Linked DNA regions of Homo sapiens: all the other regions are linked to region 1. The links are chromatin loops, found by intact Hi-C in ENCODE. Cell type or tissue: A673. All regions are shown on one strand.

Evidence for each region. Peaks named below come from ENCODE experiments on the same cell type or tissue, not always from the same donor. Only the 100,000 strongest peaks of a DNase experiment are listed, where the experiment ranks them.
Region 2: it touches region 1 in a loop (4-fold over the local background); 4 of 110 quality-filtered maps call a loop at or near these places.
Region 3: it touches region 1 in a loop (14-fold over the local background); 17 of 110 quality-filtered maps call a loop at or near these places.
Region 4: a loop joins it to region 1, with 6 times the contacts of the local background. A loop is called at or near these places in 16 of 110 quality-filtered maps.
Region 5: a loop joins it to region 1, with 13 times the contacts of the local background. A loop is called at or near these places in 19 of 110 quality-filtered maps.

What each region holds. Positions count from the first base shown.
Region 1 is chr3:115,818,013-115,823,012 of GRCh38, reverse strand. The region is part of intron 6 of LSAMP (limbic system associated membrane protein); the gene reads left to right. All of the region lies in intron 1 of LOC124906269 (a long non-coding RNA gene), which reads right to left. Among named protein-coding and RNA genes, the nearest start is that of SNORD155, 85 kb to the left of the region's middle. RefSeq lists an enhancer at 2,908-3,027. In A673, a CTCF peak has its summit at 3,042; a DNase peak (open chromatin) is centred at 3,042; H3K27ac peaks cover 1,179 bases.
Region 2 is chr3:114,360,214-114,365,213 of GRCh38, reverse strand. All of the region lies in intron 10 of ZBTB20 (zinc finger and BTB domain containing 20), which reads left to right. The region is part of intron 4 of ZBTB20-AS1 (ZBTB20 antisense RNA 1); the gene reads right to left. Among named protein-coding and RNA genes, the nearest start is that of ZBTB20-AS1, 11 kb to the right of the region's middle. In A673, a CTCF peak has its summit at 2,250; a DNase peak (open chromatin) is centred at 2,203.
Region 3 is chr3:116,755,711-116,760,710 of GRCh38, reverse strand. No RefSeq gene overlaps it. Among named protein-coding and RNA genes, the nearest start is that of TUSC7, 48 kb to the right of the region's middle. In A673, a CTCF peak has its summit at 2,313 (motif pointing right); DNase peaks (open chromatin) are centred at 2,330 and 4,680.
Region 4 is chr3:113,842,368-113,847,367 of GRCh38, reverse strand. It overlaps GRAMD1C (GRAM domain containing 1C), which reads right to left. Exons shown (of 18, transcript NM_017577.5): 2 at 2,719-2,865. Among named protein-coding and RNA genes, the nearest start is that of GRAMD1C, 6.1 kb to the right of the region's middle. In A673, a CTCF peak has its summit at 2,550; a DNase peak (open chromatin) is centred at 2,527.
Region 5 is chr3:114,825,724-114,830,723 of GRCh38, reverse strand. The region is part of intron 4 of ZBTB20 (zinc finger and BTB domain containing 20); the gene reads left to right. Among named protein-coding and RNA genes, the nearest start is that of ZBTB20-AS3, 45 kb to the left of the region's middle. In A673, a CTCF peak has its summit at 3,034 (motif pointing left); a DNase peak (open chromatin) is centred at 3,003.

The DNA of each region.
Region 1 (5,000 bases):
CCAGCATTATTTTAGTTTGGTTTCATTCATTCATTCAACAAGGAATTAACACCATCTGTCTAGGGCTGCAGTATTCTGGTACTGTCTACTCATGCCTATGTCATTATTTACTCTGACAGAGCACCAAACTGAAGTCCATTTCTAGTCACAGACAACTATAAAGAAGAAAAGCCTTTAGCGGTATTTGAAAGTAAAGTGTAGCATTCCTTGCTGGCCCAAATCTAGCTAAGGGAGGCCAACTTCCTTTCTCAAATATTGATGACATGCTAAGATTGCTTAGTTTTCTCAGCTGGTTTGATGTATACTCTTAGTCATGAGGGCAATGGTCCACCTATTAACTAAGAAAATAGGAAGGCCGGGGGCAGTGGCTCACACCTGTAATCCCAGCTCTTTGGGAGGCCAAGGCGGGCAGATCACCTGAGGTTGGGAGTTTGAGACCAGCCTGACCAACATGGAGAAACTCCATCTCTACTAAAAATACAAAATTAGCTAAGCATGGTGGTATATGCCTGTAATCCCAGCTACTCGGGAGGCTGAGGCAGGATAATTGCTTGAACTTGGGAGATGGAGGTTGTGGTGGGCCGAGATCGGGCCATTGCACTCCAGCCTGGGCAAAAAGAGCGAAACTCTGTCAAAAAAAAAAAAAAAAAGAAGGAAAGAAAGAGAGAAAGAAGAAAGAAAGAAAAGAAAAAAATATAGGAAGAATCTCAAGATTGAGATTCAAATCCATTTCTCTATTTTGACTCTTTTCTTACTTCACTAGCCCCAGAATGAGTACTTTGATTCTCAGAAAACATTATTCTAGAAATATTTGACATTGAGGTTTATACAACATGAATATCATACATGGGAGAATATCAAAAGCTCTAATAATTCAAATATGAATCACAAGGCAAATACTTTTCTATGGCAAAAGAAAAAAATAATATTTACAAGTACAAGCTGCTAATCCCTAAAGCCTCTGAGTGAAGAAATCTGTGAGAAAGAAGTTAATAGCTTTCAAAGTGTGGCTTGAAAATTGAATTAATAAAAATTGCTCCCTTTTAAGCCACTATAATTATAAAGGTTTTATTTTTCAAAAATTTGGCCAATAAATAAATAAACAGAAGTCAGAGGGCAAAACCCATAAATTTCCATGGCAGAATCTTACAAATGTTATGCCTCAGGTCCTTGGCATCAGTGAGGAAGCAGCAGCAGGTATGATCTCCTCCTCTGTTTCTTTTATTACATTTCTTAATAATTTTAACCCTGCCCCTTTCTGCAATTTTCAGGAACTGGAGGATAAAATCCCTACTGAATTTGGACCTTTTCCTGTCCCACTTCTGCAAACACACACTCTTACTAACTCTGGCCCAGAATTTTAAAAGTGCCATTAATTATTCTTATGTCATTTTCAAAACCTGCAGCACATCAGAGGGTTAGCCTTATAGAAAGACTTATGTCACACACATAGAGATAATGTTTTCTTTTTCAAATGGCTGCAGCAGGTTGAAAAATAAGACATTTGTTTTCAAGTAAATACCCTAGAATTAGAACAACTGTGCAAACAATATAAACTCCCCAAACTCTACGTTACCTACATGTGAATGCAAATGAACTCTTATAAGTAGAGGATTAGAGAAAAGTTGTCAAAAGTCAAGACTGAAAGCACTAAACGTCAATTCTTTTCCTTATGAATGTGTTGTACCCTCACTTCATCTCCCAGATATAACTCAAAGAAAGCAAAATGCCAAAATTTTCCACACATAAAGATATGAAGATTTCCTAAGATAATGAGGGAGTTCCCAAACTATAAACTGTAGAGTTTCCAATGGAGCATCTTTCATCTTTGCAACACTCACTTGAATTTTTTCAGAGATGTGGATGGAGGGAGGGGGAGAGAGAGAGACAGAGAAAGAGAAAAAAATCACATCACGTAGTGAGAGATAAGAGCAAGAGATCATAGTAAAGGGTAAGAAGAAGAATAAATCTTCAAAAGAAACTTGGGCTTTTATTTGTTAAAGTTCACATTTTTATTAGTCAGGAAGGTGTTTTAAAATAAAGCTCAGCCCTCCAGAAAATGTTCTACCTGCCAGGATTTGGGAAATAAGGCAAGGACCTCCTGGCCCCATTGGCTCTTCAAATAACTGTGAATTCCCAAGAATAATCTCACCTTAGGTTCAGGCACCGTGGTTCTAAAAAGAAAATAGAATCTCCCCTCTCTAGAATCTTATCTAGGGTAACACTTGAGGTATTAATTGATTCATTCAGTCTCTCATTTTCTTATTTATTTATGCATTCAGGTATTTCTTCAGCATATCTACTGGACCATTCTTCTGTGCTAGAGAAATACCAAGCTGAGGATAGAGTAGTGAACAAGGCAGATGTATTGTCTATGCCAATAAGAGAGGTTGAATCAATGTTTTTAATGGTGCAGGCTAATGTGGCTGGGTGTAATGAATCTGAAAGTCAAAAATCAAGGACAGATTAGCTTAAATAAATGTCTCGAGGCACTTGCCTTTCCTAATATTAAATCATTTCCCCATTGTCTCCTTCTACCACCTCATCAGGAGCTAAGATCTAAGCATGTGATGGTAAGGTTCTCCAGAAAGCCTAGTACATTCTCTATACTAGAATCTCCCAGTGTTGTGTTTTGCATTGCTTCAGTCGATTTACCTTTCTCTATTATACCTTGTACCTTCACTGCCATACTTATTTGTTAAGTGTATTTGCTGAAGCAAGATTAATATTTAGTTAGAAGTCTTCCTGAAAGGCATAAAAATCATAGGTTCCAGGTTGTGTTCTAAGCACGGTGCCCTGGAAATCTCTGCAAAAATTATATCCCTGGCAATGCAGTTCGATTCACGAACATGAGATTGCATTTTCACTAGAAAAGTAAAAATAATGTTTAGGTGTTAAATGCAAAAAAAAATTCTGTCTATAACAACAGAAAATCCCCTCTTAAAGAGTACTATTTCATGCCTGGCCTGACACTGGAAAAAAAAAAAAAAGTGTTTATTTCTCCCACTATTGCCACCTCGTGGACAAAGGTGATTCATCTGCACAGCACGTAGGAGCATGTCTTAGTATTACCACAAGATGGCAACACATAACCACATTTTCAAAAATGTGCTCAGAATGTTCTGCTCCTACAGAAGGTGATGGGTAGGAAATAAGAGTCCAAAATAAGAATTCCATTCTCTTTTCCTAAAGAAAAATGGAATCCCAACTGTTAAGATCTTTAGGATTTCACAAAGAAGTTGATTTATTACAGGCATAGGGAGGAGTACTTAACATTTAACTGGCAACCTGTTTTGCTTTTTAAAGATATTTCAAGCAAATGTATATTTCATATCTGAATTTTTCTGATATTAGCTTCACAGAGTAGAATATTTGGGAATTTTTTATATGCTTCTTGTAATCAACTTTCTCTAGTTGATTCATAGGGGAGCATCTGTTTCCTAAGAGATCCATTAGAATCCATTAGAACATGTAGATTCTTACCCACACCTATGCCAGTGACAGGTTAACGCAGGCACATTGCTAGACTTTCCCTGATCAAAATATGCCCTAATCAATCCGCTTTCCTGTCACTTTTTTTTTTTTGGACAGAGTCTCACTCTGTCGCCAGGCTGGAGAGCAGTGGTGCAATCTCACTGCAATCTCCACCCTCCAGGTTCAAGCGATTCTCCTGCCTCCGCCTCCCAAGTAGCTGAGATTACAGACACGTACCACCACACCCAGCTAATTTTGTTGTATTTTTAGTAGAGACGGGGTTTCACTGTGTTGGTCGAACTCCTGACTTCGTGATCTGCCCACCTCGGCCTCCCAAAGTGCTGGGATTACAGGCGTGAGCCACTGAGCCGGGCCACTTTTGTTTTTTTGAGATGGAGTCTCGCTCTGTTGCCCAGGCTGGAGTGCAAGGGCCTGATCTCGGCTCACTGCAACCTCCGCCTCCCGGGTTCAAGTGATTCTCCTGCCTCAGCTTCCCGAGTAGCTGGGATTACAGGCACGTGCCACCACGCTGGGCTAATTTAGTAGAGATGGGGTTTCACCATGCTGGCCAGGCTGGCCTCAAACTCCCGACCTCAGGTGATCCACCTTCCTCAGCCTCCCAAAGTGCTGGGATTACAGGTGTGAGCCGCGCCCAGCCTCCAATCACTTTTTTTGTGCTAGAATCTCCCATTGTTTGTTCATCATGTTGCTGCAGTTATATATATATATATATATATATATATATATAAAAGTACAACTTTCCTTCTTTCTTATATATATATATAATTTATTATATATATATATAAATTCTTTGGACTTGCAATGCCATGACTTACTTGTTAAGATGTATTTTTCTCTCTCCACTAAAATTGCACTAATAATCCTGTCTAGAAGGGATTTTACCACAAAACTGACAACTTTCATTTATTGAGCATTTATTATGTGTCTGGCACCATTGTAAGTATAGTATGTTGATTAATTGATCTAATTCATAGCACAAATTTATAAGATGCATGTAAGTAAACTCATTTTAGAGATGATGAAACTGACGCAAAGAGAGGTGAAGAGAAAGCTTTCAGCAGAATCACCAGGCTTCCTACCTGTCTGGATTTCTGAACAATTGCTTGAAATCATTCCCACGAAGCCTGTGTACCATAAACTTAGTGTTTTTTAACTGAAGATGGCCTCATCGAGGATTGAGGCCTCTTTTAGGAAAGAGCATCGCTCTGTGGCCTTAAGGGGTTCTTAAAAATTCTTACCATAATAAGCTAAGAGGCTTGATGCAAGAAAGAGGAAAGTTGCACTTTGCACAAGAGTCGTACCTTTCCAGCCAGTATTGAATCATTTAAATATCCCAGTGATACCTCTTGAGTCATACAGGCATTGCTTTCATAAAAACTGCCAAAGGGGTATTGTGGAATAATGGACTAGGTTCTGTCTAGAGAAGTGGGAGCCCTAAATTTCAGTCTCAGCTTTGCCTCTCACTTCGCAAATGACCTCTCTGGGCCTCAGTTTCCTCATGTTTT
Region 2 (5,000 bases), 1.5 Mb after region 1:
ACTCTGTTCTCCATGGCACTATTTTATGTATACTCAGCTTTGGAATATGGTTGCCATCTGCTGCCAGTGCTTAGGACTAAGGAAGTATTGGGGTGGGTAGGAGGAGGCTGGGAGGGAAGAAAAGAGACACTTAAAATGAGCTAATGATCTCCTTTGTGTTAGAGCCTAGGTTTCAGAACATCAATCCTGTACTTCAAGAACAAAACACCAGTGTGTCTTAGACCACACCAGGCGCCGGCACATCAGATAAAGCCTGTGCTGTGTGGTGTTTAGCCACCGAGCCTAGAGAAGTTCTAAAAGTGAAATTACAGGTGCAAACTGAGGAAACTAAAAGGAGAAAAGGCCAAGGGTAAAATACAATCAGGAGGGCTCTGCCGATATGTATCTTTGGGGCTACAGTAGTTGAAAAATGAATCTACTAATTAATCAGTTGGATAATACTATAAAAGCAAGGAATTTAAGGATCTTTAGAAGAAATGAGACACTTTTCCATACACTCTGAGCATATTGTGAGCCTTTAGTATAATCTCAGGGTGAAAGTGACCTGGCTATTGTGTATTGCTGTAGACGTAACTGTTGATTAAGTGTTAGAGATTGCTGTACTAGAGGCATGCATGGTGGTCCTTTAAAAACAGAAAAGGCTGTTAAGCTCAGCTAGTAAGACAATCGAACATATCTGAACGGCAGAGAATAGCTCATAGAGCTTCCTAGCTTCCCTGATGTTGTTTGCATAAATTGTTGGGGGATGTTTGTTTGTTTGTTTGAGACAGAGTCTCACTCTGTTGCCTAGGCTGGAGTGCAGTGGCATGATCTCAGCTCACTGCAACCTCCGCCTCCAGGGTTCAAATTATTCTCCTGCCTTAGCCTCCTGAGTAGCTCGAATTATAGGCATGCGCCACCATGCCCAGCTAATTTTGTATTTTTAGAAGAGACGAGGTTTCACCATGTTGGCTAGGCTGGTCTCAAACTCCTAAACTCAAGTGATCCACCTACCTCAGCCTCCCAAAGTGCTGGGATTGCAGGTGTGAGCCAACATGCCTGGTCAAATTGTTGGTTTTGACACAAAATCATATTGATAATTTATGTACTGAAATAACATGCCAGAGAATAGTAATTAAGCTGGGGATGTATGCTAGTGAAAAAAAAAATATTACAGTGAAGTTTATTTTGGGAAAGGATTAGCTAATTGGCTAGGCATGACATTTGAAGGCCATGTACTGTTATGTATTCAATAGTAGGCCTGTATCTTGAATTGGAGGAAGGCTGAAATTTCTTTTTGCAAGGGAAGAACCTCATCAGCGATGTATATAAGTATAAATTTAGAGACAATGACAATCCTAGAAATGCAAAATACCACTTTAGGGAGCAGTAAGTGATTGCTGAGCAGTGTGTCAGACTCAGTGTCTGAGAGCAGCAAATCAGAACATATTTGTTGGCTGTGTGAGCTCTGGCCTTGACTACTGTCTTCCAGCAGGAACAAGTCATATACAACTGTGACTCAGCCTCAATTAGAATACTAGTAATGCCCTAAATCTATCTCATGTACAGTTTCTCTTCCTAGGAACCTTGTGTGCCTCATATTCTATTTGTCCCTACAACATCCCTGTGAAGCATACACACCTTTGTTTTACAGGTGGGATAACAGGTCCATAAAGGAATAGTTTAATTCTTTGTCTTCAAATGTGAAATGATTGATAATCAGTATACTGACCCAGCTCATTGTAATGTTTTTCACATTATTTCAGGTTTCCTAGGCAAAGGACATATTTTATCTTCTCATTATTATTTTTAATTAGTTTTCAGAAAAGGTGAGATAAAAACAGAATCTAACAAATATCCCATAGAGATATTTGGTGTTCTCTTTTCTTTCAAGAATAAATTAAGACCTTCTCTGCTCCTCTCTGCTGGCTCTCTCGGCAGATAGTCAAAATCCCATGCCAATTTTCAAATGAATAAGGGATCATTCTAATAGCTGATCACAGTCCCCTCTGTTGAGGAAACAGCCTTTAAAATTCATGTCTGGACCCTGAATAAGTTACTCTTGGTTATAAACTTTTAACAGTTTGACCTGAAGGTTTTTAAACTGTACTAATATATAACCTGCTTGTGAGTTCAGCAATAAATTTATCCCCAGTATGTGAAGGGCCAAAGAGAAAACTAGTGTCTTTTATTCTCTCCAGTGACCTTCACTAAATATTGCATATTTACTTTGTAAATGAGGACACCCAGTGGCCACCAAGAGAAAATATTCTAAACAATCCTTGACACTACTGTTAATGTACATATAAATACCCTGTTATCAATGCTGATTGATAGATATTTCTGTAACATCTGTTACCAAGCAGGTTAGCTTCCCTAACATAGGCAAAAGTGATCGGAGTTTGGCCTGATCATTTTTCTATCACATCATAGATTGGTCATCTCTTCTTATTTTTTATTACAAAGTATGGCTTAGCTTTGGGTTCCACTGAATCCTCTGTTGACAGGGGGACCCAGTGAGCTGTCTCTCTGGGGAAATGGAATCAGGGAGACAGAGACAGCATGGCATGTATCAGAAATCATAAATGAATGAGCAGAGTTTGTGGGCAACTCAGTGAACACATAAAACAATTGCTTGGACTTTAAATTCTATTGAAAATAGAACTGTGGGTAGGTAGGGAAATAAAGGACAAGAAGAAGAGCATTACACAGAACTTCAGGGGCAAAAAAGCCCTGTCAGGACCATATCACATAGACATATCTCAGAGTAAATGTGCGCCCTGAGGTTCCCACTTGTTTGTGAAGTGTAGCGAAGAGCTGACCAAACAAGCACTCACATAGAACCCACACATTATAAAGAAACATGCTGGGCACAATGAGGGATCCAGTTACATATTTGTAGTTGTCATTGTAGTTGTGGTTATAACAAGACAAGATACTAGCCTTTGGGAGGCTTTGAGTCTTAGAGAGATAAGACAGACACAAATGAAAAAAGAAACAATAATATATTGGTAAGAACTAACTTAGGTGCTACATGTATAGGAAGTTCAGGTGAACTTCCCCAACACTCCTCAACATTCAGGTACAAAAAAATTCCCGTATTTTTCTAAAGAAAATTAAACCTGAGGCCCCTGTCACCAAATTCGCAAGAAATACAGACAAGTTTTGGGGCTCCCTTCTCATCCCTAGATTGGTACAAGACTCATTAAATCTAAGTCCTTAGTCCATGATGGTCTCCAACATTGACATTGCTTGACCACCCCACAAAGATGCCATTGAGCCTCGTCCTTCTGACTGCCAGCACTACTGCACTAGCTGGGTTTACAGATGCCCTCCACAGTGGTCCTTGCTGTTGACCATTGGCCCAGCCCCCAGATGATCACTGTTCCTCTCAAAGTGGTGCCTTTTTATGTCCAGCCTCCAGAAGTGTGCCAAGCAATTACCCCAACTGGAGCTGTATGCAAGTAGAGACCTTGCTACCTTCTGCATTTGAGGGAAAGTGGATTGTTTTTCTCTCCAGTAATGCTATCCAATTCTCTAACTCCAAAGCATCAATCAGCCTCACTCTCCTTACCCATTCTGGGTTAATAATTCATTTTAGAGAACAGACATTAGGAAAGAAAACTCTTTGTTTTATGGTTTATTCTTTAGGGCTTAATGGGCTCTGAAACCACAACTCCCTGAGGCAAAGGAGCCTATAAAGTATACAAAAACCTGGCCATTCATTCCTACAGGTGGAGGAAAGGGGAGATACCTTCTCATTAAGAAAGTTTTCTAATTCAGTGAGAACAAGCCAAAAATGAATGTCTTAGTTTATTACCTCACCAACCAGTGGAAACCAAGAAAAGTGAACTCTAGTAATCACAGAAGGCTTCACAGAAAAGGAAAAAGTTTGAATAAGGTTCATGGGGATGATAAGAATTGGTGAGGAGAGAAACCACAATAACTTCAGAACTGCGGAAAATTCAGCAGAAGAGAAGTAAAAATGAATGTAATCCACACACAGGAAAGCAAAATGGCCAACCTTTTGGATTAGCACAGAGATTTTATTTTAGAGAAAATCAAATCCAACCAAATCAGTGAAGTGAAATCAGATAATTTGAATGTTAGCTATAGCTATAGGAGACTTCTATAGCTCAATGTCTTTTTTGACAATATGTAAATAATATAATAAATATTATACAAAAGACTATATAAAGAATATCATAAAGATAAAATGCCTACTTGTGATTAAAATAATTATAAAGTATGCCTTCTACTTTACTTATTTACCAGAACCTCCCAAGGTTTTGAGTTCTATCTGACAGCACTTATTCTTCATCTCAGTATGAGCCAAAAAGGAACTTAGGTCCTATTCTTTTTTTTAATGATTTCCCGTGCCTGGTTCTATACCCTAGGTGCGCAGATGAATTTCAGCTACTCTCTTAACCTAGCCCACACAAATCATCTCAGTGCTTCCATTTTAACCAGTCATCCAACAAAACAGATTTACTTTTTTCCTTGGCTTTTCCCTGTTGCTTTGGGATAGAAGGTCTTTACTCCTCAGTGAACTTATCTATCATGGCTCAAGTCCATAGAGAAATTGGCCGGGCACAGTGGCTCACGCCTGTAATCCCAGCACTTTGGGAGGCCAAGGTGGGCAGATCACAAGGTAAGGAGTTCGAGACCAGCCTGACCAACTTAGTGAAAACCGTCTCTACTAAAAATACCAAAAAAAAAAAAAAATTAGCCGAGTTTGGTAGCACGCTTGTAATCCCAGCTACTCAGGAGGCTGAGGCAGGAGAATCACTTGAACCCAGGAGGCAGAGGTTGCAGTGAGCTGGAGATCGCGCCACTGCACTCCAGCCTAGGGGACAGAACAAGACTCCGTCTCAAAAAAAAAAAAAAAAAGAAAATCTTGCATTCCCCTCCTACCAACAAACAGAGATACTCTTGAAAAACAGCGGTCTCATTGGAAGCAACTTTTTTTTATTTGTTAGAAAGACCCAAGGGAAGAGAACATTTGAGCATGAATTTGAAGA
Region 3 (5,000 bases), 940 kb before region 1:
TTGGGGGCTCCTGTAAGCCCAGCTACTCGGGAGGCTGAGGCAGGAGAATTGCTTGAACCCAGGAGGCAGAGGTTTCAGTGAGCCAAGATTGCACCATTGCACTTCAGCCTGGGCGACAAGAACGAAACTCCATCTCAAACAAACAAACAAACAAACAAAAAATGGCTCTAGGATTTATTAGTGACTATTAGATTCCTTACACTCTCTTGGAGAGTCATGGCTTAGATTATCATGTTGGAAGCTCTAAAGAGGAAAAAAACAACTATTTGATTTGATAAAGGCTTTTGAGGATAAAGAGCTATTTTGATGTGTGACAGAATCTGCATTTCATTTAGTTTTGTTGTCTTGTTTTGTTTTTACAGCATATCAATACAGAATGTATTTCTTTCCTTTCTTTTCCTTTTTTTTTTTTTTTTTTTTTTTTGAGACAGGACCTTGCTCTGTTGCCCAGGCTGGAGTGCAGTGGTGTGATCAAGACTCACTGCAGTCTCAACCTCCCAAGATCAAGCAATCCTCCCACCTCAGCCTCGTGAGTGGCTGGGACTACAGGTGTGCACAACCATGCATGGCTAAGTTTTTTTTTTTCTTTTGATAGAGATGAGGTTTTGCTATGTTGCCCAGGCTGGTCTCGAACTCCTGGGCTCAAGCGATCTCCCCTGCTCAACCTCCCAAAGTGCTGGGATTACAGATGTGAACCACCGCAACCAGCCTACAGAGTACATTTCTATGGGGAAGTTTATGCTGTAATTTAAATAAAGTTGTTAAGAATGAAATGTGCATCAGACTTTGATTACATGATTTGATTCCTCCAAATATTGCAAACTCCTGAGTCCAGGTGGCACCACACTAATCCAGAGACTTCTGGTTTCTTTGTCATGGTTATAGTTGTATTTGGTGCTGTTTGTTCAAGGCATGTTAAGAGAATGAGCTGTGTTCTCTAGGTTTGAGTGAGTCTTAAGCTCACATATTTATTTCTCTATGTTGGTATATGATGGTCTTTGTTGTGGAATAAGATAATTCAAAAGGGAGAAATATCGACAATACAGTATATAGATCAAATGGAGCAAGATATTTGCTTCATCTCTCATCTGGAGCTCCCAGCATGCAAGGTAAAAAGTGAGAAGGCAGCACCATTAAAGTGTATTCAAAAGGTTGAGAGAAGGGAATGGGAAAAGAGACATGTGGAGTAGAAAAATAAGTATGTGTTTAATGGCAGGATGTCCTGGATTGGAAGGACATGCATTTTACACTTTACATAGGAGAAGGTGGAGAACAAGACAAATGACTGAAGATTATTTTAATAAACATCTATTGAGCAATTACAATGAGAAATACCAGGGATGCCATAGAGCAGAAACTGATACAGAAGCAAGAAACAGATTTTCTCCTCTCCATGTGTTCCTGGAGAGAATGAGAGAAGAGTCCAGCAATGACATCTGAGTCCTTTTTACAGCCTGTGCTCCTAGCCTATTGCCTAGTTAGAGAGGATACTGAAAATATATGCTTTTTTCATTTGGGTAGAGTTTATTAAAATTGAAATAATTTCAAGTCTAACTGTTTTTGCTAATGTGAGTCACATATTTCTAATTGAATCCACTGACCTGGCCACACAGACAGGTCAGCAAATGAAAAGGAAGTTAGCGTTTGGTAACTGCTTAGAGAATCATATTCTACTGTGCCAGAAAAATGTGAGTATCATTGACATATGGTTTATCTTTTAATTCTTACAACAAGCTTAGAGTACCTATTGTTTTATTTCCCAAGATCAGGAATCCAAGGCTCTGAGAAATTAACTGACTCAAGGTAATACAAATAGTAAGTGGAAAACACATGTCTTCAATCCAATAAGTAGAGACTTGTCATTGAAACTTGGGTCAGTATCATGTGCTTATTTCACATTGCATGCCTGTATCAAAACACCTCATGTACCCCATAAATACATACCTACAATGTACCCACAAAATTTAAAAAGAAATTAATGAAAAGCATAAATAAATTCTGAATCCCCAACCCATAAATTTTATTCTAGTTAGTGAAATAAGAAAAAAAAATCCTACATATATACAGTGAGCAAGCACAACGAAAATAGAGAATGGTGCTAAATTATTCATACTAGACAACTGCATTCTAGACTTTCAGAGAAGAATGGTGTGTGTGTGTGTGTGTGTGTGTGTGTGTGTGTGTGTGTGTGTGTGTGTGAAGCATTATCCTTGGTACTCACTTCATTAGCCATAATCATGCATAAGTCACAAGGATATAGGAAATCAAAGTTCGTTAAAAACGCACACTGGCTGCAACTAACCATATGTCCAGTAGAGGGAGCCTACATATCACAATTGAGAGTCCGGCCACAGCAGGTCCAAAATCCTGTTTTTGAAGGGAGCCCTGAGAGATCCGGGAAAACAAATTATCTTCAAGAGTATTTTGGAGGAAGAATCGCTCTGATTTCAAAGAAGCTCACTACCTATATGCAAAGAAAAATGCATATTATTTGCTCATTTCCTGAAGTCACGGAAATCCAGTGGAGTGTCAGATGTTGCCTCTGATTCATTGTATTTTTCAAAGGCTAGAAATGGTCAGTGTTGTCTTGGCCATTGTTGAGGCATTTTCTCCCCAGGCTGTGCTGTGGCATCTCCTGGCCTCATTAATATAGTGGCTGATGGTACCTACTAACCTTCAATGGGTCGCCTCCTACCTATTCTCATTTCATTAGCTTTTTGAAGGACAGGGTAGACTAGATCAAGAAAAGAGATAAAAAGAAATAGTACATATTCACACTTATGTAATTACATCCCCTTCCATGGAAACTTGGGAATAAAGAGGTATTTCAAGGTCATGTAGAAAAAGTAAACCTTAGTTTATTATTTTTAGATTCGTTTTACCTAACACATTCTCTGATAACTGAAGGGGGGAGAGAGGGAAATGGAGAGAGAATGCATTTTTTTAGCCTGCCTTTAAAGGTATTTATTATTATTATTATCTATATTTATTTTTAAAGTTATTCTCATAAAATCTATTTCCTTATAGCAAGCCCCCATTTTTTCCTCTGATTTTTAAGAAATTTTTCTCTCTATTTCTCTCTTCCACATTTTCCTCTCTTTCATTTTCTTTCCCTTCTCCTCTATAGTATCTATTATTTCTCCTCTTTTAAAAACTGTGTCATGTTCCCCGAGGCATTCTTCCATTTCACACACGGATTAACTTAGTCAGCTTTTTTACACAAGCTGCCAGTCTTCTGAAAGTATCCCCATTATACTGCATCAGTTCCATATGATTTGAAAAACAGTGTGAGGAGGACATACCATACCCAAATCCCACTTCTCATTCTAAAGAAGGTGTACTCTGTCTAAAAGGAAGAAGTAGCTGGATCCAAAGGCTTCTGGGCTCAGCTGGGAGACCAAATGATGGCTGTGACATTTATCTTACAAAGTGGGAAAACTCATGGAACCAAGTGGGAAACAGACACATTGACGCTGGGATTTTAAGTGCATGAACCAGGAGAGGAAGAGACAGTAGAACAATTAAGGGCAAAAGAGGGTAAGAATGTAGGTCTGGTTGTTACTGGGGAAAAGAAATGCTGGTGGTAAGGTTAAAGCTGGTGTAAGAGTGCTAACTCTAACTAATTGTGTTACTTGGGTTAGATCACTTAACAATTCTCCAAACCTCATTTTCCCTATCTATATAATAGGAATAAAAATTTTCACATCCACATGTTTGCCACGAGAATAAAATGAGCAATAGATAGAAAGATGCATATTAAAGAACTTAAATGTGACTAAGAATGTAGTTTTGGAAAATGCCGTAATGAGGTAGGGAGGGCATCGGCTTTGTAATCTGAGATTCTGGTCTCTGCTACTTCACTTTCCAGACATTTAACCTCGGCAGAGCTTAGAGGAAGATGCAAAGCTTTTAAACCCAAGTTATGCTTCTGACCTGCTGTGTGATCTTGGATAAGTCATATAAACTTTTGAATTTCTATCTCTGGAATAGAAATTATTTGGAAAATGAGCATAAGTAGTTTCTATTTTAAAGTTGATGAGACTGAATATGATGATCTATGTTGAAGAGCACTGCAGTCAGAGAGGCTCTTTGTCACCTCTTCTATTTTCCTAGCACCATAAAGCCTTTTTGCCCCTCTTGCTAGGGTCTCAATTGATTTAACTCTCCTAACTTCAACCAGGCATTCAGCATGCTCCTTGCTGTAATAAGAACTTTCCAAAAATACAGTCTTTGTTCTAGCCATTGTTTAGTTTATTGTTCCTTCATCGATTTTTTGCTGTATGCAATGTACTAGTACCCAAGCTTGGAGCAAAATCACCTGTCACGTACTACTCTCCTGGCCTGACTCATATTATATCCTGGAGGAAGACACAAATGCTATTACACCCCTGGCTCATGTAAAATCCTTCTAGCCCCACTTCCAAAGAGCACCCTTACTTTATCTCTAATAAATGCTCTAGGACTCTCACTGCAAAGGCTACTGCAGAACTTCCTTCTCCATGTCCCAATAAGCACTTTTAATTGATCTTGATTCCCACTTCACTGAAACAATAGAAGCCATCTGGTGTGACCACCTCCTCTTTACAAAGCTTTGCCACTTTTGTTGCCAAAAATACATGCTTTCCTATTCTCATCTTAATCTTTGACCATTTCTTCTCTTTCTCCTTTGTCTTCTGGACATTCCTGAAGACTTAGTCATATGTGCTTCTAGTCTTCTAGCTTTTCTCAAATGTTGTATGTAGTAAATACATCCGTTCCTGTAGAGTTAACAATCACTTTTGTCCACATGAGTTAAAGTCAGTATCTTTGGTTTGCTCTCTTTTACAAGCTCCAGTTTTTCATATCCAGCTGCCCTCTGGACATTTCAAGATTACTCTGTGTTGGTTAGAACATGGTATGGAAAAACAAAAAATGCATTACCCCTTTCTTTGAAAGTGTATTATTTTTTCCAGTGCCACTATAACAAATTTAGCAGATTAAGACAACATAATTATATTAGC
Region 4 (5,000 bases), 2.0 Mb after region 1:
GTTGTTATTTCCTAAGATATAATAGCATGGTTTCATATGTTATATTTTGGACAGACTGAGTTTTAAAAATGCAATTATTTTTCCTTTCATGTCTCTTGTAATGTTTTGAACAAACTTGAATGATGAAAGAGAATAAGAGATATCAGTAAAAAAATTAAAAAATATAAAAACAAAGGTCTGGGTTTCTTCACTTTTTTTGAGTTTCTGCTATCATTTCTTGCTGGTATCTCTATGTGTTATTATCAACTAATTTCCCTACCTTCAATATCCTATTCAGTTTATTTAAGCTTATAAAAAATATAGCAAAAAATAAAGAAACACCAAATGAAGATTTGAGGATCTCTCCTATTACCAGCTATATCAGCATGAACTCTGATTTAGCTATATGGGGTCTTTTTTTTGTTTTTGTTTGCTTCTGAGTTGTTGACAGTTCTGGTGTCTGGGTAACTGACCTGTAGAAAAGTCTGTAAAACTTATGAGATACTGTACTTCTCTTTAGGTCTATTCTATATGAATTCATATACAATGTCCTTAAAATGAAGTGTTTGCAATCAGCTTAGGGGCCCAAACTGAGCCAAAGTAAACCTCTGACACTCTAAATCAGTGCTTCTCAAACTTTAATTTAAATGTAAATCACCTAAAAATCTTGTGAAAAATGAAGATTGTGATCCAGTAAGTCTGAGGTTGGGCCCAAGATTCTGCATTGCCAGCAGATGATGCCAAATCTGCTGGCCCCCATACTACACCTTTAGTAGCAAGGATCTAGAACACATCCCTCTTTTTTTCTCTCCTATTTCTAAATTATCTCCTTCCTTTGCTTTTTCCTTTTCTTGCATTACCATTTTTCTTGCTTTAAGTCTGTCAATAGTAACCACAGTAACTACTTAGCCCTGTAGATAGTCCCTAAGAGTATGAAGGTTCCCCAATCTAAAACATAAGCTAGAAAAAAAAATCAGTGCAGAGGACGGGCACAGTGGCTCATGCCTGTAATCCCAGCACTTTGGGAGGCCGAGGCGGGCGGATCACCTGAGGTCGGGAGTTCAAGACCAGCCTGGCCAACATGATGAAACCCCGTCTCTACTAAAAATACAAAATTAGCTGGGTGTGGTGACAGGTGCTTGTAATCCCAGCTACTTGGGAGGCTGAGGCTGGAGAAGCACTTGAACCCAGGAGGCAGAGGTTGCAATGACTGGAGATCATACCATTGTACTCTGGCCTGGGTGACAAGAGCGAAACTCTGCCTCAAAAAAAAAAAAATTAGTGCAGAAAGGTCATAATACTACAATATTGTCATAAACCTTTTCTAAATATGACCAAAAATAATATAGTCAATAGACATGACATTATTTTTAGGATGTATTGTTATTTTTGTATATTTCTTAGCAATTAAATATTTTCCTTAGAAAATATTTCAAAAAAACTTATAATGTCACGTTTCTTAATAGGAAATCAAACGTTTTAGTCACGTTAAGATTCAATAACTGTTAAGATTCCAATGAACTGAACTGCTAATTATGAACAGAATGATGGTACTTGTACTAATCTTTATAACCTGTTAATGAATCTTTTTTTAGCCTACTCTAAAATTACAAGAAAATCTGCTACCAAGGATACCTAATCCTCAAAAGATGAGATTTATTTTTATTTTTATTTTTATTTTTTTGAGACAGGGTCTCTCTCTGTTACCCAGGCTGGAGGGCAGTGGCACGATCATGGCTCAATGCAGCCTCAACTTCCCAGGCTCAGGTGATCCTCCCACCTCAGCCTCCTGAGTAGCTGGGATGTAGCCTGTAGGCATGTGCCACCACGCCTGGCTAATTTTTGTTTGTTTGTTTGTTTGTAGAGACTGGGTTTTGCCATGTTACCCAGGCTGGTCTCAAACTCCTGGGCTCAAGCAATCTGCCCACCTCAGCCTCCCAAAACGCTGGGATTACAGGCGTGAGCTATCGTGCCCAGCCAAGAGATCAGCTTTCTAATGAACTAATTGGAACTATACATGCCTTACCATCCTACATAATTTTCACTTATAGTTGTATCACACCAGATTCTATCAAATGGTTCATAACTCTCACAGGAATTGCTAGATTTAGAATGAGTCCTTTAATATAATAAATGTTAGCATTTGTAACATACAGAAGTGTTTTTCTTCCAAAAAGACTCTAAGATCTTAATGTGCCTAATCAACAAGCAGTAGTCTCATTTTCCAGTGGGGAAACCTGAAGCACATCCAGATTACACAACCGAATGAACACAATGGAAACAGAATATGTAGCTTCTAACTTTAAAACCATCTTATAGTCATTATACACTATAGGTTGAACACTGCTAAACTTCCTTTACGTACAGGAATGAATTTTTTAAATCAAAATTATATAAAATAGCTGGCTTCTCAGTAACATTCAGAAATATGGTTTCTATATAACATTAGTCTCTTGACAATACAGTGAGCTACAGTGTAAGTGGAATCCACTTCTGTGGTGTAGTTTTCACACAAGGAAACTGAAGCAGATTAATTCCATTTCATCGAACCAGACAACAGTGCATTCTAGTGGTCAAAGGAGAGAATAATCAGAAATGTCTTTGGGACTCTGGACTAAAATTGAAACATCTAAAATCTAGAAGCTAAGAAGGAAATTTTACAAATACTATATGACTCCTTGCAGATTTAAAGAAAATTTGTATTCAAGATTAAAATAAAGACGTAAAAAAAGAAATTACCCAAAAGCTCCAGTCACCACTCCAATTATGTAAATTTGGCCCCTGTTTTTTAACTACCACATTATTCTCTTCCACAGTTGGACTAGGATTTTCCTCTACATCTTCCTGTAAGTCGGTGGCAAGGCTTGAATCCCCTTCATTCATCACCTGGAAACAAATATCAAACTAAGTCAATTATTTATTGAGAAATGGCCATTTTAAAAAGAAAAAAGTTAATGTTCACAACATATACATTAATTTTAAAAGGGCAATATTTAAATGTTTAGAAGACAGTAATAAATACGTTTTTGCTTCAATAGTTCATCTAGTTATATATTTATTTTTATTTTTTTTAAATTCTTATTTTATTTTCTTTAGAGACAGGGTCTCACTCTTTCACCCAGACTGGAGTGTAATGGCCCCATCATAGCTCACTGCAGCCTTCAACTCCTGGGCCAAAGCAATCCTCCTACCTCAGCCTCCAGAAATGCTGGGATTATAGGCATGAGCCACCTCACCCAGCCAAGTTCATACATTTATACATGCAACAAAGATTTTCCAACTACTATTATTTGCTAGGTAGTTTGGTTGGCACTAGGGATGCAAAGATGAATAAAACAAAGTCCTCCATCTCCAGAAGTGCACAGTCTGCTAGAGGAACAATAAATAATAAAAATACAATTTAATGGGAGTGTCCGTTTGTACAACTATTTTGGAGAACAATTTGCAATGCCCAGTAGGAAAGAAGATAGACATATACTGCAATGCAGCAATTTAATATACACATAGAGTCAAGAATGTTTGTTAATACTATGAAAGTGGAAATAACCTCACCGTCCATCAATAGAGAAATTAGTAAATAAGCTCTGATTTATACAAACAATGGAGTTTAAACAAACAAATAAGATGTGCCAGCTGTGCGAGGTGGCTCACGCCTGTAATCCCAACACTTTGGGATCACTTGAGGCCAGGAGTTCAAGACCAGCCTGGCCGATATAATGAAACCCTGTCTCTGCTAAAAATACAAAAAATTAGCCAGGCATGGTGGCCTGTAGTCCCAGCTACTCGGAAGCTGAGGCAGAAGAATTGCTTGAACCCAGGAGGAGGAGGTTGCAGTGAGCCGAGATCACACCACTGCATGCCAGCCTGGGTGACAGAGCCAGACTCTGTCTCAAAAAAATATGGGCCCATCGGGTAATTGCTCAAGTAAGATCACTCATCAGGCAGTTAAAAAAAGAAAAAAGCAAATATGGAATAGGGGAGTAAGGAGGAGTAGCCATTATAAAAGCATATGGGCCAGGCACAGTGACTCATGCCTATAATCCCAGCACTTTGGGAGGCTGAGGCAGGAGGACCTCTTGAGCCCAGGAGTTTGAGACCAGCCTGGGCAACATAGTGAGACCCCGTCTCTACAAAAAATATCAAAAAATTTGCCTGGCATGGTGGCATGCGCCTATTGTCCCAGTTGTTCAGGAGGCTGAGGTGGGAGGATTGCCTGAGCCTGGGAGGTCAAGACTGTAGTAAGCCATGATCAAGCTACAGCACTCCAGGCTGGCCGGCAAAGCAAAACCCTGTCTCAAACAAACAACAAGAACAAAAAAAAAAAAAAAAAAAAAAAAAACAGCTTATGGTGGACCAGGATCCTTAAATATCTCTGCTGCTGCTGCTCCACTTAAGCTTGAGGTTCTTTTTGTTTTGTTTTTTTTTTGAAACAGAGTCTCACTCTGTCGCCTAGGCTCGAGTGCAGTGGCGTGATCTCGGCTCACTGCAACCTCTACCTCCCGGGTTCAAGCGATTTTCCTGCCTCAGTCTCCCGAGTAGCTGGGATTACAAGCGTGCACCACCTCACCCGGCTAATTTTTGTATTTTTAGTAGAGATGGAGTTTCACCATGTTGGCCAGGCTGGTCACAAACTCCTGACCTCACGTGATCAGCCCACCTAAGCCTCCCAAAGTGCTAGGATTACAGGCGTGAGCCACTGCACCTGGCCAAACTTGAGGTTCTTAAACCCTATAAATAACCATTGCCATGGGGGAAGCCTCTAATCACAATGATACTGATTTGAGGCTCTCTAGAGAAAGAAATTTGTAAACATGAGAGGGTAGAGAAGACCTCCTCCACCTGAAGTATATCCAGTAACCTCCAAAAAGAGAGGGAGAAACCAACAAACCTGGATAGAAGGGGAGGAAACATACAACAGCAAAACAAAAACAAACAAAAAAAACTGAAACTGAAGTCCATAAACTGATCTAACAAAACATACAGAATTTAAAATAATTTACAGGATAAAAGATAAAAGACTG
Region 5 (5,000 bases), 990 kb after region 1:
CACGATCACTTATTTGCTGCAAGAATTTAGTCAAGTTACTTAACTCTAACTTCTCTGAGTCCCAGTTTCCTCATCCATGATTGGGATAATTGTACTAATCTCCTAGAGTTGTGGTGAGGAGGAGTAAATAAGATCATTATCTAAAATGCCTAGCACTGTGCCAGGCACATAATAAGTGCTCAGGGTATATTAAATTTTTCAGGAGTGAGAGACTCATTAATTTTTCAAAAATGAACTACAGTCCTAATTATTCTCTTATTTGGGAAAGGAAGCTTGGCTTAGCAGGTAATAGGACTTTATGCTCACCAAGCTCTCATTGCCTTTGGATAAGGAACCATGAACCCTGGATAGTGAAAAGTCCTTGTAAAGGAAGCTTTATAAATCAACTTATTTAAAATGCAATAGAGCAGCTTATGATTTAAAAGCATCCTGTGGTGAATCCTTTTAAAATGTGAATAATCACCCCATAATTTGTCTGTTTGGTAAGTTCAGAATTTGGCTTATTGTGTCTTCTTAAAGCAAAGAGTACACCTGCACTCTTATTTCAGTATTTTCATGCTGGGCTGACTTTCAGAGAAATACAGGGTGCCTCTTGGATTCAGGATGGCATAGGTTAGGGAACGGATGAAACATGCAAGGTCCCTAAAGTCAGTGAGAACATTAATTGTACTTTGTGATGCATACATTTTAATGAGTATGAAAACTCATAGAGATCAGTTGACCTAGACTGTATCGAGGATCATTGCACATAGGAATGCTGTCTGACTTGAAGAGTTAGACAATGAAGAGTAATTTTTCTTATACTGCCTTCTTTTTCTCTGAAATTTCAAGGAAAGTCAACATGAAATTTTGACATGATATACAGATCCTTTATGAAAAACCAAGCAGCACTGGAAACCTTTGCAGTAGAAAGAACACTAGATTAGGAACTGGGGACTCTGAGTAAGACCTGCCATATGCTAACTGCATGGCATGGGATAGCACGCCACTTTTATTCTTTCTTTGTCTTAGTGTTCTAATTGTAAAATAATGAAGTTATACTTGCATCTCCCGTGTAACTTCTACCTAGAATCTTTAGTGAGCTGATTCATAAAACCAGGTGTGAAATTACTTTGTTTCATTCTCTCCAATAGAAAAATTAGAACAGGAAATAGTAGAAACAGTACTTAAGAGGTTATTTTCTATTGGCAATACTTGTTACTCTGCCTTAGCTTGAACTCTCTTTTGCCTATATGAAGATTTATGAAACATTTTATTTAGCTGTGATACAGAGATTAATATAAACGTGGGAAACTCAGACTAAATGTTTTCTTTTTTCCTATCAGCTGGCAAACATTGACCTGTGTTTGAAGAAACTTGAATATATTTGAGAGAAAATGACCTCTCCCACAAATTAATTAAATCTGAGACTAAAATAATTATATCTCTTCATTGATTCCCTTTATTTTCACAGTATCCATGGGAATTTTGCCAGTTCTTCATAGAGTGATTTAAGCTTATTGACAACCCACTTGGATGAAATACAGTTTGAATATATGCTGGTGACTCTGTCCTTTGCAAGTTGAATTGGGGAATAACATACATCAGATAGGATACTTAAGGAGCCCTTTTTGAGAAGCACCATACAGTTTAAGAGCCCAGGTGACTGCTTTATAAGAGATCTGAGACCACTTTAAAGATCCCCAATTTTTCACACTGGTTGCAATCCATGCAGGATGTTGAAAGGAGCTAGAATCCATAAGTGACCAGGCTTATCTTTTTATCAAATAGGCATTTAAAACACATCTTTATGCAGATTCATATATTGTAAAGGGCTACTATTCAGGACCCAAATTTCTAATTTGTCAAAAGCCTCAAGCTGATTTTAAGAGAAACTTAAACTTAATTCAATTAAGGAATAATGAAACTGTAAGTTTAGCCAAATTGGAAGTGCCTTCAAAGACTTAGCATTCCATAGTCAACCTCAGAATTTTACTGTCAACCCTAAAGATGCTAAAACTATTGAGTTTTCAATTATGTGTGATAAGAACATCACCCTGCATAATGGCTAGTAGCCATAATTCTTTACATCCTGAAAGTGAAGAAGAATTTTACTGAGTCACTCATTGCAATTCTTAAGAAAATCACTATGCATTGATATATGCCATTGCCAATATTTTAATGTAGAAATAAATAACCTTCTTAATCTTCTAATAAACAAATAGAAACATTAAAAAGTTAATCACATAACAAAACAATTTCCATGTTTCATTTTCTCTTAAAAACGTAGCAAAAATGGAAAGTATATAAAAAGCGATTATCATTAGAAATAAACAGAATAAGTCATTAAACGTGAATTCCAGAAAGGTGAAACTGCATTTATAGAAAAAATTTCAAACATATGGTGTAGAGATTAAAATTTAATTATATGTCATCCTGTTGGAACGTGTTATAAAAATATGTATGTGCAATAAAGGGTCAAGAAATATTTATTCAGTACTTACTTGGTGCTCAATATTTGATGTCATGAGACATATGAATAATACATATATAAATAATTGAAATTTATTCTATTTGACAATCAGACTTTCTCTACAGATCTTATGGAATAATAATTCTTCCAATAGGTATATAAATTATGAACCTATTATAAGATTAAAATATGTTTGTAAAACATATATTTGCAAAAATAGATTTATCAGTTAATCCCCATTTAATCTTACTTTGATGTATTAGGAAGTTTCTGTGGTTGTTTAATAGAATGTAGACTTTTGGAGACCTCTTAAGATCTCTTACCTGTCTTAAATTTGTGAAACTCACAAGTGTACTATCAGTAGAAACAAGGAAATTACACAGGAAAATAAAAAACCAGGCCCAGGGTCTGCTGGAGATATCTTTTAATTCTATATTGAAGTATTGGATATGGGATCCATGATGGAGTCCAAGTTATACTAGGCAGAATATATTATCTAAGCAATACTTGGTTCTTATTGAAGAACTGAGAAGTCATGAAAGCCCAAGAGCACCCTCTAGTGAAATTTCTGGAGTAGGCTTAAGGGGCTTGCTCTTGACCTTAGCTCTCCCCCTCACATGACCTTTGATCTCCCAAAAGATAGCAGTTATATTTCTAGAATTTGGCTTTATCATCAAATCATTTCCAGATCACAAAGAAGGTGGGCTGCTTGTCAAGTATTACTACTAGTAGATATGCTTAAGCGCTAAGACCTACTATTTCATTGTTCTCATGATTTTTGTTTTTGCTTGCAGTATCAGCCTACCGTGTTAAAATAGTTTCTGGAACTAATATAACTAACGAACTAATGGGAAGCATTACAAGTGTGTAGCTGAATTGTAGTACCTTTGTCCCGGCCTTTACCTTTCTCATGCCTCTGACTTTTGGCTTAAGTACACTATATACAGAAACTGTATTAATACTTGCAATATTCGAGGTCAGGGGTAGCAGGTGAGATTTCCAGTAGAGGTCAAAAATTACAGGAGGAGTAAAAAGTCTTAGTATTCATGGACTTCTGAGTTTTTAGAGAGATGTTTACAAAGCAAGCCTGATCTTAGCTATAAGTTAGTTAAAGCTGTGAGTATAATACTATTCATTTTGATTAGCAACTATTATGTAATACATGAAGCAAGGCAAATTATTAATTGACTTTATAGATAATTTGCTCTAAAATTATGATTGGTAAGGAATTTAGAGATCTAAATCCTCCCACTTTAGGGAAAAAAACCCTTACGCACCTAAATGTTAAGTAGCTTGCTCAGCATGACACAAATATAGCATCAGGGCTACAACATACATACCTTGTTCAATATCCTACAAGAACCTGCTTATTAAGGAGGTTTCAATATTCTTTCACAATTTTATTCTTATTAGTTTTTTGGTTTTTTATGGTTCTAATAACTTATAGACATGTCTTCATACTTACAGGAAAAGAAAATATGTAACTTCCAAGGTCATCTTTTTTCTATCTCTGCTTTCATGTAGGAGGCTTAAGTCACTCTTGTGATTACTATTAAGATGAAGTAAAAAACATAATGCTTTGATATAAATCAAACATTAATTCTTGAAACACTGTGCCACACAGTGTTCACGTTGTGCACTGAAAAAAAGTGGAGGGACCCATATGTCAGACTGATATTCTAGAATTACTGATAACCACCTCTGAGATTCTGTACTTCAAAATTGTTTCTGTTTTTATTAGTACCTACTTCCTAGTGTTCATGGAAGGATTCGGTGAATGAATGCTAATAAAGCATATGGAACATTGTTGGCATTGATTAATTGTTATACTGAATGCTGATGTCTAATTTGAAAAAGGAACAAGACATTTTGGGGATTATCCGGTAGGGGTATGAGCTATGAACTGTATTAAATTTTGTGGGGGGAGATTACAGCCTGATGTCTTTCTTGGGGGAAAAAACCTCTAAGATATTCAAGTTGTTGTTTTCCATTGAAAATGAATGTATAAAAATGACGATTTGGGAAGACATATTACATATTAGGTCAAAAGTGTATGATTCATTTCTCAATTCATTACTATACTCTCAGTCTTGGCTTTAATCTCAACCATACCACCTGTGACCTTAGTATACAACCTTTCCTTCATTCATATTATTGTTGATATTCAGAAGGTGAGGTGGTTGTTTATGGCAACTAAAGGCAAAATTACAGAATTTTGATTGTTGGAAAGTTAATAATTCAGTGATAGTTTTATTCCCAGTTCTTTTCCTACTTTGCTATTCCTCAACATACAGTGTTGGTATTTAGAATCTTAAAACTAGAAAACTTTAATGCTAGAAGTGATCATAGATACTGACAAGTCTGATTCATTTATCTTACAGTTGAAAAAATTAAGACCCCAGCGAGGAAGAAAACTGGCCAAGTTTAATTCTACATACTGACTTTCAGTGATAGGTCACATTTCCTTATTTTTCTAAAAATAATTGACTCTGGAGAAACAATTGATTCCTTAATACTGCACTGATGTGCTGAACCAATAGATTTACCA